Regions from separate parts of the Mus musculus genome. Here region 1 is linked to region 2. Evidence: chromatin loops called from intact Hi-C (ENCODE). Cell type or tissue: left cerebral cortex. All regions are shown on one strand. Links, peaks and the distances in the headings refer to the core of each region. The heading gives the core; the rest is flanking DNA.

The links. A loop is a pair of places that touch in the nucleus more often than their neighbours do. Peaks named below come from ENCODE experiments on the same cell type or tissue, not always from the same donor. Only the 100,000 strongest peaks of a DNase experiment are listed, where the experiment ranks them.
Region 1: it touches region 2 in a loop (4-fold over the local background); 6 of 42 quality-filtered maps call a loop at or near these places.

Annotation. Positions count from the first base shown.
Region 1 is chr10:116,401,066-116,409,405 of GRCm38, reverse strand. No RefSeq gene overlaps it. Among named protein-coding and RNA genes, the nearest start is that of Kcnmb4os1, 13 kb to the left of the region's middle. In left cerebral cortex, for the core only: no CTCF peak of the experiment used is centred there; DNase peaks (open chromatin) are centred at 5,465, 6,230, 6,414, 7,167 and 3 more places; H3K27ac peaks cover 4,174 bases.
Region 2 is chr10:116,465,877-116,474,216 of GRCm38, reverse strand. It overlaps Kcnmb4 (potassium large conductance calcium-activated channel, subfamily M, beta member 4), which reads left to right and starts at 694. Exons shown (of 3, transcript NM_021452.1): 1 at 694-1,031. The coding sequence starts at 696. Kcnmb4os2 (potassium large conductance calcium-activated channel, subfamily M, beta member 4, opposite strand 2) reads right to left here and starts at 1,054. Exons shown (of 3, transcript NR_130644.1): 1 at 1-1,054. In left cerebral cortex, for the core only: a CTCF peak has its summit at 7,095 (motif pointing right); DNase peaks (open chromatin) are centred at 2,113, 3,439, 3,723, 3,979 and 2 more places; H3K4me3 peaks cover 3,416 bases; H3K27ac peaks cover 1,837 bases.

The DNA.
Region 1 (8,340 bases), core at 136-8,135, 65 kb after region 2:
GGTTCGGTACTGACTTCTCATTGTATTTGCATATCTGAGTCTTCACATCTATCAATTCTGGCTAAAGTATTGACTCTCCCCAAGCATTTTGTAATCATCCATGCAAATAGACTTACCTGGCTCTCCTACATTCTGCATTTCTCCTTTCTAGTTTCTATTGGTATTTATACTTAGTTGTCTAGTCTTACCTTGCCCAGTAGATTGTAGGATTCATGAAAGTAGGACAGTGTTGGCATATTTTCTTTTCATTCATTGGGCATTTATGAATGGACGGATGGATGGATGGATGGATGGATAGATGAATGACTCTCCAGCCTAATTAAATTCTTTATACACGTCATTTCCTATCTTCTCCTCTATCTTGAGAAACTTATGCCCACCTGCAACCCATTATTCTTGCTTTAAAAATTAACACTTGGTCCTGCCAGATGCCATGAAAACATGTACACATCTCTATTACTGTAAGAATGAACTATATGCTATATGACTGTTTGTTAACTAATTGATTCTTCCTTGCCTCCTCATGTCAAGAAATATATCTCACTGACCTCCTGACCCCCTAATCACAATAACAAGAAGTAACTTCTAGCTACTGGTCAATTGTTTGTTTATTTTGTTTACCTGAGAGTTCTTTGTCTAGCGCCACTTAACTTTCCTCAGAACTTCCAGTGTTAGTTGCTTAGCACAGAGTCTGAGACAAAGCTATCCCTAGAAATGTAAATTAGAACACCACAAATAGATACTGAGGTGAGCCTTTATGTGAAACCTCATAGTCAGATACTGGTGACGCACACCTTTAATCCCAGCACTCAGGAGGCAGAGCCAGGAGGATTTCTGAGTTTAAGGCCAGCCTGGTCTACAGAGTGAGTTCCAGGATAGCCAGGGCTACACAGAGAAACCCTGTCTCGAAAAAAACAAAACAACAACAAACAAAACCAGACCGAAACAAAACAAACAATAAAAAGAATAAGGAAATATTTTGTTTTTAATATATAGCACTCTTGAAACTAACAGCAGAAAAGGGCACTGTGTTCACCACCAAATTACCTCAGAATTTGGCAATTTAAAACAACACAGGACATTTATTATCTTTTGCAACTTCCGAATCAGGAAGTCAGGAATCAGAAAGGAGCTTCGCTGTAACTCTGAATTACTCCTGATTGTCCAATCAGTGCGCTGATGTGTTGCCTTGCAGTGGAATAAACATGAGAAGCAGGTGGCACAGAAGAGCTCCAACGAGGAGCTTTGATAAGGACACAGCCACTCATTTGGCAGAAAAAGCAGACAAATTGCAGTTGTTTTTCTCTTGACGGGCACGGAGAGATTTCTAAGAGATATTGCCAGAGACTTGGAGACGGCGTTTTCTGTGCCCCCGGGGAGCTTCTGGGAGCAGAACTAGACCATGTGTGACCTCTGCTCACGCCTCCCTCCCTGTGAACAGCCTGCAGCCAGAAATAAGAAAGCTAACATATAAACGGAGATTGAAATTAGGGTCGGAAATAGCCTTGTTGCTGGATCTTTAACACCTCACCGAGGTTTCTCAAAGAGTCCTCAGAATAACCCGACGCTTTTACAGATGGAACTGCCAGCAGCATCCAAGGCATGAAGCCTCGATGAAGGAGACTGCAAATAACGGAGCCAGGAGAGGTACTGGGAAAAGGACTCGTGCTAGCTCCAAACTGAACAGGAAACCGTGTGTGGAGACTCATGCTGGCTCCAAACTGAACCAGAAACCCTGTAAGGGTCCAACAGAGGGGCTCCTGAGGGGCACCAGGGACCTGGTTATCCATTTTATCCTTTGAAATGAAAAAAATAATAATAAAATAGAACAGGGAAGGACATGACTGCTCCTAGGTATGGTGGAGGAGAAAGTTTACTGTAGATGTGAGGGAGCGCATAGGCAGAGGCAGAGTTGTCTGGGAGAGGCCAGGGTGAACATGACCAGACTGAGCTGGGCCTTATGAACAGAGAATGGGAGGGAGAGCCAGAGAGGAGTCACCCACCAAAAGAGGCGGCCTGGACCAAGAGACTGGCCAATAGGGTAAAGGGTAGGCCTAGAGGAGAAGGACCAGGGCAGTAAAATGGATGGAAGGGTAGCTGGAAGAAGGGCAGCCCAGCCCCGGGGCTGGAGAAGTTTAGGAGAGTGGGCGGGGTATGCCAGCCATATAGCTAGGGACTGAGGGATGCTGGGAGAAGCTGGTGGCCAGGTCTGCTTTGATATTTTAAATAGGCACCTCAGCCTTTTGTCCCAGGTTTAAGACCTGACACCCTTAACTTCACAGGGTGAGGTGTTTGTTTGTTTAATACTGTAAGACATCCTTGTGAATGTCTTTGATATTGTGTGTCACAGCAGCACTGTCTTGTCACCTCTCCCTCCGGGGTAATAAGCTACTAAGGGTGATGGGCAGCCCTGATAACCCTGAGGCACTCCTCCTATCCCTCTCAAAGATCTCTCACCTTTGTCTTGTAACTAAGAAACATTCCTCCATCCTTTCTGATGCTGTCTGCCAACTGGATTGGGAGAGATCAGCTGGGCAGGCAAGTGCATTAGATTCACTCCTACTCCGAATGTAACTTCTGGAAAAGTCTATGGATACACCTAGTCTATGGATAGCTTGGAAACTACTGACTTACTGGTGTGCTTTTGTCAAAATTAAACCCCAATTGAAGATACCCATGGAATGCTAGACTTGGGATGGACTGATGGTACAGACTTAGGAGAGAGGAGGAGAAACGATTCTGTATCCTCCCCAGTCCAGCGGCTGAGCCCTGCATACTAAACTGACAAGAGGTTTTTGTTTTGTTTGAATGCTGCTGCAAGCTTCTTTAATGTGCCCATTGGTCCCAGTTCCCGATTAGCTACCATTGTCTGAGTCTGCGATCCTTGGTCTCTCAGGCAGTCCTCAACTCGGTCTTCCTGCTCTTCCCTGGCGTTTACATAGAGGTGGACCCGCCCTGTGTGTGTGTATATATATATATACACATACATACATAAAATAAGAGATTATTAACAAGAGAAACATATATGTGTTTATATCTATCTATGTCTATACCTATGCTTATATCTGTATCTCTATATATATCATATCACATATGATATAGAGATAGAGATGTAGATGTAGAGGCTTTCACATGGGGAAAAAAATCTATGTAAGAAAGATGAGGTGCAAAGAAGCCATTGGCCATCAGAGCTCTCAACCAACAGCATTGCCCAGAGGCGAGAAGGGAGGAGACAAAGGGTTAAGCCCTTAGGAGTGGGAAGTTATGGACTTCTTTGGTTTGAGAGAGAAAGTAGAGAGCTAGTCTATCTGCTGTTCTTCGGTTGTATTGAGCTCAAAATAATTCTTAAGTCCAACTGGCATCTTTTAGAGTGGCAAATGCTGATCCCCACGAGTAGAAGCGTCATGGCTTAATTCATCAAGATTCACGTTGTCACCAACCTTCACAGCGACTTCTAAATGATAAAGGGCACAAGTCAGTAGTTGAAATCCCAACTGCAAATCAAAAAGGCCACATGCTCATTTATATCTGTTCTAAGACTCCCACTTCCTAGTCAAGAAACCCACTGGACAGGACAGTAATGCACCATCCTTTAGTTCTCTATGATAGCGAGCCCCAACACAGGTTCATCATGGGGCTGCATTAATTCTTATAAACTTATGCCGTACTTTCTTTAGTTTCTGTTTTCTCAAGTGACCTTATGACCCTCCCTCACGGCTTTATCAATTATTATGCCATTATATCATGAAGTCTACTCAGTGCCTACAAGTGTTTTGCTTTAAAGCACATGGCCTACGCCACTTCAGTTCCCATGAATGCCCTTCCCTAACCTCCTTTTTGAAGTCCCAAGAAGACTTGGTCAAGGATGTCTTCTTTAATGCCACAAATCTATTCATTGTCTGATTCTGCAAGGCGAGTTCATTGAAGTCGGGTTTGGAGGCTACTGCCTCTAACCCTAACACTAGGAGGTCAAGGCAGGAAGACTGAGAGCTGGGGACTAGTCTGTGCGGCAGGGTGGGAGAGTCTCTAAAACAAAATCCGTAGAAGTCACATAGGAAAACTGGATTTTTAAGATGTGCCTATTTACCGGGCTGTCTAAATCTCTTTCTTGGAAGTATGTAGAATACTTTGAGATGACGAATCACTCATCTGGCCCATTTAGCTAGGATAATTGGTGAGATAATGTATGGAAAGATAATATATGCAAAACACTTAGTGCTTAACATAGTTCCTGGCGCAATTCAGACATGCAGTGAATGTTAGCAGTATTAAATCCTTCGGTCTTCCTACAAATCTAAACTTCAAGTTCAGATTCATAGGCTTCTTGGCTCTATATTTCATAAGAACCCTCTGTTCTTTCTCCCCTTTTCCTAGCCTCTGTGTGTGTATGTGTGTGTGTGAGTGTGTGTGTGTGTGCATGTATGTATGCATATGTACACGTGCGTGCGCATATGCACGCACATGCATATATGGGTGGTTGGGTTTGTAGAGACCAGAAGTTGCCATGATGTATCTACCTCAGTTGCTTACCGCCATGTTTATTTGAGGTGGGGTATCTCATCAAGCCCGGAGATAGTCGATTTACCTAGGGTAGCTGCCTAGTAGGCTCCAGGAATTGCCTGTATCCACCAACTCTCCACCCCAATGCTGGGCTTATGGAAGTGCTTCATGGTGTCCAGCTTTTCCACCTGGGATTTGACCTCAGGTCCTCAGGCTTGCACACAGGCATTTTACCAACTGAACCGTTCCACCCAGATTCTCCACTAGCCCTTCCCCTCCAGTCCCACCATCAAGCTGAAGAACTCAGCTCTTGATGCCTTCTTTACCAACCTTACAGTCTTTCCTGGGGCTGATGCGTTCAGGAGACTCACTGGTCAGTACCATCTGAGTTTTTCTTAGTGCTGGGGATTGAACTCTGGGTCTCCCATGTGCAGCACCTGCTCAGCTACTAACACGATAGTTAACAGGCAATTGAGACCAACAGTAGAAAATGAGAATTACATAATTATTAATAATTAAACAGATTTCTCCCTTGACCATTTTACCTAAACAAAGGAACAAATCTACAACTTCTCTAAAACATTTGAACGGGGTGGCCATAAAACTATGGTGTCTTGATTAAGTTATGAAGTTAATAACATATGAAGAGAAATCTCAGCACATCTTTAACAAACAGATTCCAGTATCATGAACACAAGAAGATAATTTAAGAAGAGGGCTATCCCAGGTTTGTCATATCCCACATATAAGAGGCCAAGAGACACCAGGAAGCAATGCAATAGTCCCATTGGTTCCTAAAATTCTACTTTCTGAGATAGCATATCCCCAAAGCTAAGCCTGTGTTTTTATAGAATTCAAACAGACTCTGAAATGAAGAGGGAACAGATGAGCTATAAATGTGTGAATAAAGTCTTCCAAGCCCCACAGAGGGAAAAAAATGTTTAAAAGGAGATCTGCAGATATGTTTACTTTGAGCTTGAGGGTTAGTGGAAGAAATGAAGAAAGACACTTGGTGACATCATTTCTCACCAGGGTAAGTGGGGTGCAGTGTTTTGTGTGTGTTCGGGGATGAGGTGGGAAGGCTTCCTGCTGGGAAGTGGTGCGCTGAGAGCTGTCTGACAACCAGCCAAGGGATAGGAAGGACACCCCGTTCAGAGCATTTGCTGGTCTCTTGGTATAAATATTCCCACTGTTGCTGACTGGAATCTATCGGTGTGATGCCCCTGGGCTTGGAGAGATGCACAGTAATGGAACTCCTTAATATTTCAGCCATACACACAACAAACAAAACCTCAAGAGTAGGCACAGTGATGATGTTATTAGGAAGGGATGAGTCTGAGTTTTGATTCACCTCCACCCTAAAATCTGTAGGCTTATAAGATTTAGTTTTAATTAGCAGTTATATTTAATGATGGCTCACTAAATGTAGCATATGACATTTATGTATTGAGTGATAACCATTCTTTCCTGTCCATTTTTCAGGCTTATTTCAGACCTGAAAAGAAGGCTCCCACCTGGCTTTCCTTACATGATCAGTATTCATCTCTGTAAAAATTCATCCCCAATAACAGCTTCTGTCTCTGGTTGGGCAAGGATAGCCAAGTATGCCTTCAGCTGAGTACTATTTAAGTCTGGGAGTCAGGGAGTGGAGGCAGGATATAGGCGTAGGGCCAGAGTCTGAGCTGTCAGAGCTACAGCCAAGCCCTGAGACTTTTTAGAGATGATCTGTGTAGGGACAGAGCAATGACACCTTTCTCGTAGTGACATCGGCCAGGATGCTCAAATAACTTAGTGTTCCAACCCGAATGATTCATTTTGTACGAACATTAAGTTCACAGCCAATTTGTCAACATAAGAAAGCTATCACTTCATTTTTAACTTGAAAGTGATGCTTAAATTTTGAGTTATAATTCTTACTTTGGCAAAAGACTGATGGAAATCCCCCAGAGATGATATCAGAGCCATACCGGCACTGTGTTCAGCCTGAGTGCCATATTTCTCAGGAAACCAGGAGACTGGAAACTGTCATCTGAGGACTAGCTTAAGAAATTACTTTTTTTGAGAACCCTAAAGGCAGACAAGATGTAGAATTGAACTGCTGTTGCCTGGAAAGGGATTAAAATTTGATTTTGCAGATTATTGTGGTAGATAGAAACAGAGGGCCTGTGTTTTAGGGATCTGACTTCCAATTTCAGTTTCATTATCTACTAATTGGACAAGTCATATAAACTTTCCAGATCTCAGATCTCTTATCTGCAAAACAGGGTGTATTCCTTCACTATTATTGAAGCATCAAATTACCATAAATGTAACGACTAAAAGCAGTGTAAATGTGTTATCTTGCAGTTCCAAAGGCTAAACTCTGAAACAGGTCTACCTGGGATCAACCAAGAAGTTAGCAGGACTGTGTTCTCCTGGGAGCTCTAGGAAAGAGTCTATTTCCTTGTCTTTTCTTTAGGCAAATGGTTTTTTTGACCCCTCATCCCACCCCTCCATCTTCAAAGCCATCAAAACTGGACCAAATTCCCTTTCCATTGCTTTCTTTCTGGCTCACTGTCTTATATGCCTATGGCATATATTTCAGGTCTGTTGAGATACTGAGACTATGCTAGACTGTTGCTATATTTCCAGCTGACTGGCAGCCAGATTCCAATCACAAACTTGATTCTTCTTTTCTTCTAAGATCACACATCTACAAGTTGCAAAGATCATGATAAAGACATCTATGAGAGTCCATCACTCTCTACTGCATAGAGAGAATGTGAGGATATAAATTGTACCATGCCATACTTATTTGGGGCTTATTTCACATCTAAACAGAAGGCTCCTATCTAGTTTTTCTTACATGATCTTGCCTCCCATTCATTCCTGTAAAAATTGTCTCCAATCATTGCTTTTGTCTCTGCAGGAGAGAGGGCAGCTAAGTATGTCTTCAACTGATTACTTAATGCTTCCTTCAAGTCTGAGAGGGAGTGGAGGCAGGGAGTAGATGAGAAAGCAGGTCGGAGCCTGAGCTGTCAGAGCTTTAGCCAAGCACTGAGCCTTTTTAGAGATAGATGGTCTGTGTAGGGACAGACCAATGACACTTTTCAAAGATTATATATATATATATATATATATATATATATATATATATATATATATATATATATAGTACATCTGAGTACACTGTAATTGTCTTCAGACACACCAGAAGAGGGCATCAGATCCCATTACAGATGGTTGTGAGCTACCATGTGGTTGCTGGGAATTGAACTCAGGACCTCTGGAAGAGCAGTTAGGGCTCTTAACTGCTGAGTCATCTTACCAGCCCCCTTTTCAAACATCTTTTAGACACATCTTACAGACATCATCTATGTTTGCTCCTTAGTGCAGCCTAAAAACATAGTAAGTGTGAGCACTTGTCACTATTATTATCTTTAATAACTTTTGTGGGTTCTCTAGGGACACCTAAACAATGCACCATAAAGTAGGTGGCTTACGCAATGGGAGTATATCGTCTCGGGAGTCTTAAGTGTGAGAACTTGGAGATCAAGGCATGACAAGAACAGTTTCTTCTGAGGATTCTAAGGGAGAATCTGTTCTAGACATTTCTTCCAGTCCCTGGCCCCTCCCCCGTAGATCACTAAGTGAGAAAATGCCCTACAGCTGGATCTCCTGGAGGCATTTCCTCAACTGAGGCTCCTTTCTCTCTGATGACTCTAGCTTGTGCCAAGATGACATACAAAACCAGCCAGGATACCATGCTCCCTGAGTTTATGGTTATATATATATTTTTAAAAATAAAGATACCAGGCATACTGAATTGGGCGGCCTTACCTTACACATTCATTAGTTTAT
Region 2 (8,340 bases), core at 111-8,110:
TTTGCCGGTGCGCCTGCTGCCCCGCAGCTCCCCGGATCGGAGTTTGAAGATTCCCGCTTCGCACGCTCACGCCATCCTCCCCCACTTAAAAAAATTTTTTTTTTCTCTCTTTTAACTTTCTCCCCAGCCACGCTCCCTCGGTGCTAAGCGTTCGCCTCGACCGTCTCCGCCATCTCTCCAGGTTGCATCTGGCGAGGATTCCGAGAGCAGCTCGCGGCGGCCCGGGTGCTCGCCCACGGGAGCTGCGGGGCGCGGCGCGGGGCGGGGCGGGGCGGCGGCGCCCAGGGCGGGGAGGAGCAGCCTCGCTCAACGCGGAGCCAGGGCTCAGCAGCCCAGTCGCTCCCAGCGTCGGGGCGCCGGGCGCTCGGCCGCGGCGATGGCAGGCGGGCGGCGCGCGCGGGGAGGCGGGCGCGGGGCGCGGAGCGCGCGGGGGCGGGGGCGGGCTCGGGGAGCCCCGGGGTGCCGGACGCTGTGAGGCGGCGGTGGCACCCGGGAGCCCGGCCTCGGGCAGCGCCGTCGCCGCCGCCGGGGGCGTCGCCGGCCTCGGCCCCTTTGTTCTCGCGCGCGCCCCCTCGCCGCCCACTCCCCTGCTGTCGCGCGGCGGCGGCGGCGGCTCCTCCCGCCCGAGGCGGTTGAGCTCGGCGCCGGGGGCGGGAGGGGGCGGGGAGCGCGCCAGCCGTGGAGAGTGGGGGGCGATGGCGAAGCTCAGGGTGTCTTACGAGTACACGGAAGCCGAAGACAAGAGCATCCGGCTCGGCTTGTTCCTCATCGTCTCCGGCATCCTGTCGCTCTTCATCTTCGGCTTCTGCTGGCTCAGTCCCGCCTTGCAGGATCTGCAAGCCACGGCGGCCAACTGCACCGTGCTGTCGGTGCAGCAGATCGGCGAGGTGTTCGAGTGCACCTTCACCTGTGGCACCGACTGCAGGGGCACCTCGCAGTATCCCTGCGTCCAGGTGTACGTGAACAACTCCGAGTCCAACTCCAGGGCGCTGCTACACAGCGACCAGCACCAGCTCCTGACCAACCCCAAGGTAAGCGCGCGGGAGCTCCCGCCTAACAGTGCAGGTTCGGGGCCAACGTCCCGGTTAGACCCCAGGGGAAGAATCGAGTGCACTGTCCTCGCTCGGAGTTGATGCGAGGGAGGCATGAGGTGCATGCACGCATCCCTGGAGCCCAGGGCTCCAGACCTCGGGGTGTGTTTGCCTACTGGGCGGTGGTACGCGAGCCTCTCTGCAAACAGATCTTTTCTGTTCTTAGATTTTTTTGAGCTCCGGACCACCCCAGGTCCAGCGCCTGCGGGAAGGGGTTGCCTAAACTCAAGGAGCAAAGAAAGTTAACTTTTCCTTCCAATGTAGCCATGGGATAGCCCAGGACCCAGGTACTCCAGTATATGGCCTGAGCTTCTATGGGGCTCAAGAACTCCCTTCTTTGAGAGGTTAAAGGGGTCTCTTCGCTTCTGGAAAGTATCTTAAGTGACTTTTGAATTTTAGTTCTAAACTGAAGTTTTTAACTTGAGGTCTACAGATAGACTTGGGATGGTGAGGGTGGGGTCAACAGCCATCAGGAGGAATCCAAGAAGAGATTCTGATGAGGTCGGGTTGGTTTGCTTGGTGCTGGTGGTGGAGGCTGAAGGGTCCTAACCACTCTGAGTGTTTGGGCACAATGAGAAGCTGTAACTAAGGAGTAAGTAGGAGAACAACTTACCGAAAATAGAAAGCCCTTGATGACATATACCAAGCAGCGGTTTCCTGACAACTTCTTTTGTTGTTACAGGGGAGGAAAAAAAAAAAAAAAGAGGGAAAAAAATAGATAAAACCTGGTTAGGACTTTCTAGCCTCTGGAGAGCAGAGAGGGAGACTCAGAAAACTTCCCCGGGGTAGGAAAGCACTTATAAAAAGCTGTGTCCCCAGTCCGTGAACTAATTGAGCCTTGCAGTGTGCCTGCTTCTGCAGGAGGGTTCTTTGATGCCTGTGTTCCTTTCTGCTGCCAGCTGAAGGTGTGTATATATATTCAAGTTACTGAGTCCTTGTACTTCCTGGGGGCTGTGCTGGAAGACAAGCAGAAATCATTCCAAAGAAAATGAGTCCTGTGCGTGCAGGAACATGTTCTCTTAAATGTGACCAGATAGATTAATCGGAATTCATTATTTTAAACAAGATCACTACCGCTGTGCAGAGAAACTCGGGCGTAACTCACTTATTTGGAAAGTTAGAAGAAACTAGTCTTTGAACATATGATGGACTCCTCAATGGAAAAGTCTCCCGCTAGTGCACGGAGGCTCGTTTGCTTTTAAAAATGGAGCTAATCCAAGAACAGTAAGTGTAGACGTGAACATTTGGAATCCAGTCTCTAAGGACCAAGGTCTTGCCGAAGTGATCGGTCTCAAAAACAGATGTGGGTTAATCTGCATAGTGCTTGAGAATTTAATAAGAGGTCTGGTGGCTTTGAGAAAGCATTGTAAAAATCAGAATTAAGTGAAAAATATCTAAGAAAGGTGTCAAGTAGTAACTTAGTGATTTGGAAGGTGCTCTGTAGTTTGCCATACAGGTGTAGTCATAGTTGGTGAAACACTGCTAATTATTTTTGAGATAGTCGTTTAATCAATTATATATGTGTGTGTGTGTATACATATGTATATGTGTATACATACATACATATATGTGCATATACATTCTTACAAGGTAAATTCTAACTTGTATGGTTAATATCTAATTTTGGTGTAGACAAGTTAGGATTTACCACAGAAGTCAACCAAAGTTTCCAGGCAGTTTTGCAGGATTCTGGCAACAGGGATAAGTTGGAATCATTAGGACATCGATTCTTAAATAACTTGGAAGCAATCACAATGTTTTATGTAATATTAAAATTCTCTCTCTCTCTCCACTTGCAAATAATCTTATCCCCCCCCCCCCATGCCAGTTAAGAACTTATCAATAGTTGAAGAAGTATCAAACAAAAATCGAAGTGGTCAGAACTGGGAAAAAATGACATCTTTAATGGTCCGGAAGGGTGATAAATGACCTTTCCATCAATTTATGCAAGATTTCCTCTGCCAAATACGCATCTCTTTGTCCAAATTGTGATGTATTGTAGTATTTATAGAACAAACATCACTTTTTTTTCCCCCAATTAGATGTTCAATTTGGAAATTTTTGTAAGCACTTTAGTAATGGAAAAATCTCAGTGCACCGAAACACCATGTTAGGGTCAGACTCGTAAGAAGATTGAGTTTCTGTGGCGTCCTTGCGCCTAGACAATCCCACTGCCCAGTCCTGTTGCATATCGGCTACGCTGAGCTATGCCCTCCCTTACTTACTTTTAATTTTCCAGTCTGTTCCTTTCGTCTTCCATCTGCTTCTCACATTCTCTCCAAACCCAGGCATCCCAAGAAACTGTTAGGGAACCACCTCTCATCTACATAGAGCAAGCATCTTCTCCTGGGCCTGTGCTCAAAGTATTACATACAGCCCAAGGCAGGGAGGGGACAGATGGTCCAAATGTACAGCTGGTTGAGCCGTTGACTGTGAGGCAAGTGCTGGCCTTTAGAGTATCGTTATGCTCTGCTCAGTTTCTTTACGTTTTTCATCAAATCCTTGTTATCTCAGGGGATCACTGTGTTTCATGGCACAGTATTCGGATCAGGCAGGGACTTGATAAAGGAGCTGATGGATCACCCATAGCCCAGTCTACGTTCCGGTGTTAGCGTCCTCTTGCTGCTGCCCCAGCATTGCATCACCTCTGTGACTCAGAATGGTGGGTGCCGAGTGCTCTGGTCCTCAGCTACGCTGTGGGATTACTCAAGGACCTTGAGGATCACCTTTTTGGGCTTAGGTTCAGTTTTCAGGCACATTGATGTGGTCAGGGATGGGGCCTGAGTGTTGTAGTTTTCAAAGCCGTGCAGGTGGTTCTAATGCGTATCCAAGAGATGAAGATTAGTGCCTTGGAAAATGTGCTCATCTGTTGTGCAAGAACAACCACCGGGCTTCAAAATGAATTCACCATGATTAATGCTCATGTTTTCAACATAAAAGATGTAGGCGCCACTGGGTAGAGAAGGTGCAGTAGGGACTCAGCGGAACTCTGAAGAGAAGGGAGAGAGTCATTTAAAATTAGTGCGGGAAGCTCATTTAGAGTTGATCAGTTTAAATGAAACGAAGGTGCACCATTGCAAACACTCGCTTTTGCTGTTACCTACTTTGGAGGGCAAAGAAGAGATGAATTTAGGAACTGCCTTCTGCTGTGTGCTGCGAGAGGGGGTGATTAGAGGCAGGAGCCATGTTTAAGTTTTTGTTTGGAAGGGTTTCTCTCCCTTCTTCGATTAAAAAAACAAAAAAACAAAACAAAACAAAAAACAAAACAAAACAAAACAAAAAAAACCAGCCACCAAAAGCAAAATAAAGAATAAAGAATAAGTTTGTTTCTAAGAAACTAGTTCTTTGACACTGAAGACTGAGGAAAAACTTCAGCGGGGACAGAGGAAGGCTTTTGGCTTGAAGAGCATCCAGGAAGGGCAGCAGAGCACAGATGAAGGCTTCGTGGTTGCCAGCCACCTTAGCGAAGGGCCTTCAGACCCACACTCACCGGCCCTGTCCTCCTACATGTAAGGGCAGCATGGCTTTGACCTGTGGGTTTGACCTTGATGCGCTTGGTCCTCTAGGGAGAAAGCCATCAGACCAGGGCCGCATCATGAAAAGATATTGGAGCTGTGCCAACATCTCTAGCCTTTATCTGTCCGCAAAGAAGTGGCTTCCTTTGGATTTTCTTTCCTTTGGTAATGTTATTAAATAATATATATGTAATATTATATGTAATTATATAGAGATGTTAGATGGACAGATAGAAGATAGACAGACAGACAGGTAGGTAGGTGATAGATAGATGATAGGTAGATGATAGATAAATAGATGATAGTTAGGTAGGTAGATAGATGATAGGTAGATGATTGATAGATAAATGATAGGTAGATGATAGATAGATAGATAGATAGATAGATAGATAGATAGATAGATAGATGATAGGTAGGTAGATAGATTCATTTGAGCTTCTGGTTTCTCAGAACTTATTGTGGCCAAAGAACAGGGCAAAACCCCTACGAGACATATAAAGCTAAGCTTGTTTGTTTATCAGTCCATCTGTGCCTTTGTTACTGCCGGGTTCCAGACCAGAACAGAGATCAAAGTTCCTGCCCTCACAGAGCTGGCATCTTGGTGCAGGAAACAGACGTGAGTCAATTTATAATAGAATTCCATGTAGTGATAGATATTTAAAAGTTCTAGTGTGGGCAAGAGAGAGTGGCAGCCCGGGTCGGTGGGTGCCCGCGACTGGTGGCCTGGATCGGGGTGGCGTGACTAGATTTATCGTTGAACTGGATATGAAGAATGAAGGCAAGAAGAATTGAAGATGGCGTCAGAGTGTTTGGCCAGCACATCACGGCAAGGGAGGGGGTGCCTTTACAGGAGATGGGGGATGTGGAAAGGTTGATGTCGATGAAAACCAAGGGTTGTTTCGTTTTATGATTATCTATGTTCTACGTGTCCTCTGCTGGGCCATAATCTTTGGGGCAGAAACTCATACATAGATTCATCTTCATTTGTGTACCTGTTGGGCCCATTTGAAACATAGAAAGGGAAATGGGGAGGGAACGGATTCTTGCCTAACTCCAGAAAGGCCTGAAGCTTGGCTGGAGTGCAGATGTTTTACCCCGCTAGACTTTCTGACGTCCAAGACCTTCTGACGTCCAGACTCTTCCTCAAAAAGTTACTTATTAGTATTTTATGTGTCTAGGTGTTTTTTTTTTTTTTCTGTATGTGTGTCTCTGTACCACGGAGGCCAGAGGAGGGTATCAGATCTACCCCCCCCCCCCACGCCCCTGGAACTGGAGTTACAATTGTGAGGCACAATGTGTGTTCTGGGAACTGAACCCAGAGCCCCTGGAACAGCAGCCAGTGCTCTCAACTGATAAACCATCTCTCTCCACCCTGTTAATGATAGTAAAATGTGTGCCTTTTGCTGTTGTTGCTTGGTTGGTTGGTTTGGTTTGGTTTGGTTTTGTCACTAAGTTTGTGTCTCAGCAACAGAACGCATCCAGAAGCCAAGGAATGCTTTTTGAGCAGGTAGCTCGTTTGGTCAGGCATTCCAGAGTGCACCAGAAATGATGGCAAGCACTTGGGATTATTCTAGCACTAGGGTTATTGCGGCTGAGGCAGGAGAATAACAGGTTTGAGGCCAGCCTGAGCAACGTAGTAAGATACTGTCTCAAACAAAGTAATACGTTGATTGTTCTCTTTTTATATGGAGACGTGGTTTCACCACGTAACTCTGGCTGGCCTAGAACCTATTGCTGTATAGTCCAAGCTGGTTTCAAATCAGAGGTCCTTCAGCATCCACCTTTCAATTGCGGGAATTAATAGTGTGCACGACCACACACTTTGGAAGCCATCTAATTTGTGTACCCAAGGGTGTTTTTTTTATGTTATCTCTCTAATCTCCACTTGTGGATACCATTTATGGAAATCTCAATTACAAAGATCCCCCCCAAGGTCATATATTAAAAAATAATCAGGAACTAAAATTCAGGAGATTTGTGTTCATTTTAATTTGCAATTTGAGGAAAATGCATTTTTTTTCTCAATAGGATTTTTTTTCTTAATGTTTTTATTATTTAAATGCATTTTATACATCAAGCATATTAATAATATTGAGAATTTTGAGAAGCAAATGATACATAAAATTTGTTCAACTTTTATATTCATATCCTTTCATACCCTAAAAATAAAATTAATGAATATTTAATACTATCCATAACTGATGATCCTATATCTAATGTTGAATACTAAATTGTTTCAAAACATGCAAAATATTCTTTGGGAATTAAGCATAGTAAAAGAGCATAAAATATTAAAAATGAATTATTAAGAATATGTTCACAAGCCCTTATATGATAACACCTGACATAGTAAGAGAGTATTTAAAGTGTATTATATATATGTGTACATTGTCTAACTGTAAGTTTACTTAAGGAAAATTATCAGTGTTTCTAGGAGAGAATTATTTTTAAGATTTATTTATTTATTATAAGTAAGTACACTGTAGCTGTCTTCAGACACACCAGAAGAGGGCATCAGATCTCATTACTGATGGTTGTGAGCCACCATCTGATTGCTGGGATTTGAACTCAGGATCTTTGGAAGAGCAGTCAATGCTCTTAACCGCTGAGCCATCTCTCCAGTCCTGAGAGAAATTATTTTATTAGTAAGTATATTTTAAAAATTTCAAAATAGCAAAAAATCTTTGAAGTTAAACATTAAGAAAATTCTAATTTTGAGCACAGTGAGAAAAATTATCAATAATATTTCCATGTTTGTAGGACAATTTTAATATTTCCAACTGCAAATATTCAATAAGCAGAATCATTATTTTAAGATATATTTTGTTGTTATCGCTTCCTTTTCATTTCTGATTTTATTAATTTGGATACTGTCTCTGTACCCTCTGGTTAGTCTGGCTAAGAGTTTATCTATCTTGTTGATTTTCTCAAAGAACCAGCTCCTGGTTTTGTTGATTCTTTGAATAGTTCTTTTTGTTTCTATTTCGTTGATTACAGCCTTGAGTTTGATTATTTCCTGCCTTCTACTCCTCTTGGGTGAATTTGCTTCCTTTTGTTCTAGATCTTCCAGGTGTGTTGTCAAGCTGCTAGTGTATGCTCTCTCCATTTTCTTTTTGGAGGCACTCAGAGCTATGAGTTTCCCTCTTACCACTGCTCTCATTGTGTCCCGTAAGTTTTGGAATGATGTGTCTTCATTTTCATTAAACTCTAAAAAACCTTTACATGTTTTTATTTTTTCCTTGACCAAGTTATCATTGAGTAGAGTGTTGTTCAGCTTCCATGTGTTTGCGTGCTTTCCATTGTTTTTGTTGGTATTTAAGACCAGCCTTACTCCATGGTGATCGGATAGGGTGCATGGGATTATTTCAATCTTCTTGTATCTATCTGCTAACGCCTGTTTTGTGACTGATTATATGGTCAGTTTTGAAGAAGGTACCGTGAGGTGCTGAGAAGAAGGTATATTCTTTTGCTTTAGGATGAAATGTTCTATAGATATCTGTTAGATCCATTTGGTTCATAACTTTTGTTAGCGTCACTGTGTCTCTGTTTAGTTGGTGTTTCCATGATCTGTACATTGCTGAGATTGGGGTGTTGAAGTCTCCCACTATTATTGTGCGAGGTGCAATGTGTTTGAGCTTTGGCACAGTTTCTTTTATGGATGTGGGTACCCTTGCATTTGGAGCATAGATGTTCAGAATTGAGAGTTCATCTTGGTAGATTTTTCCTTTGACCAG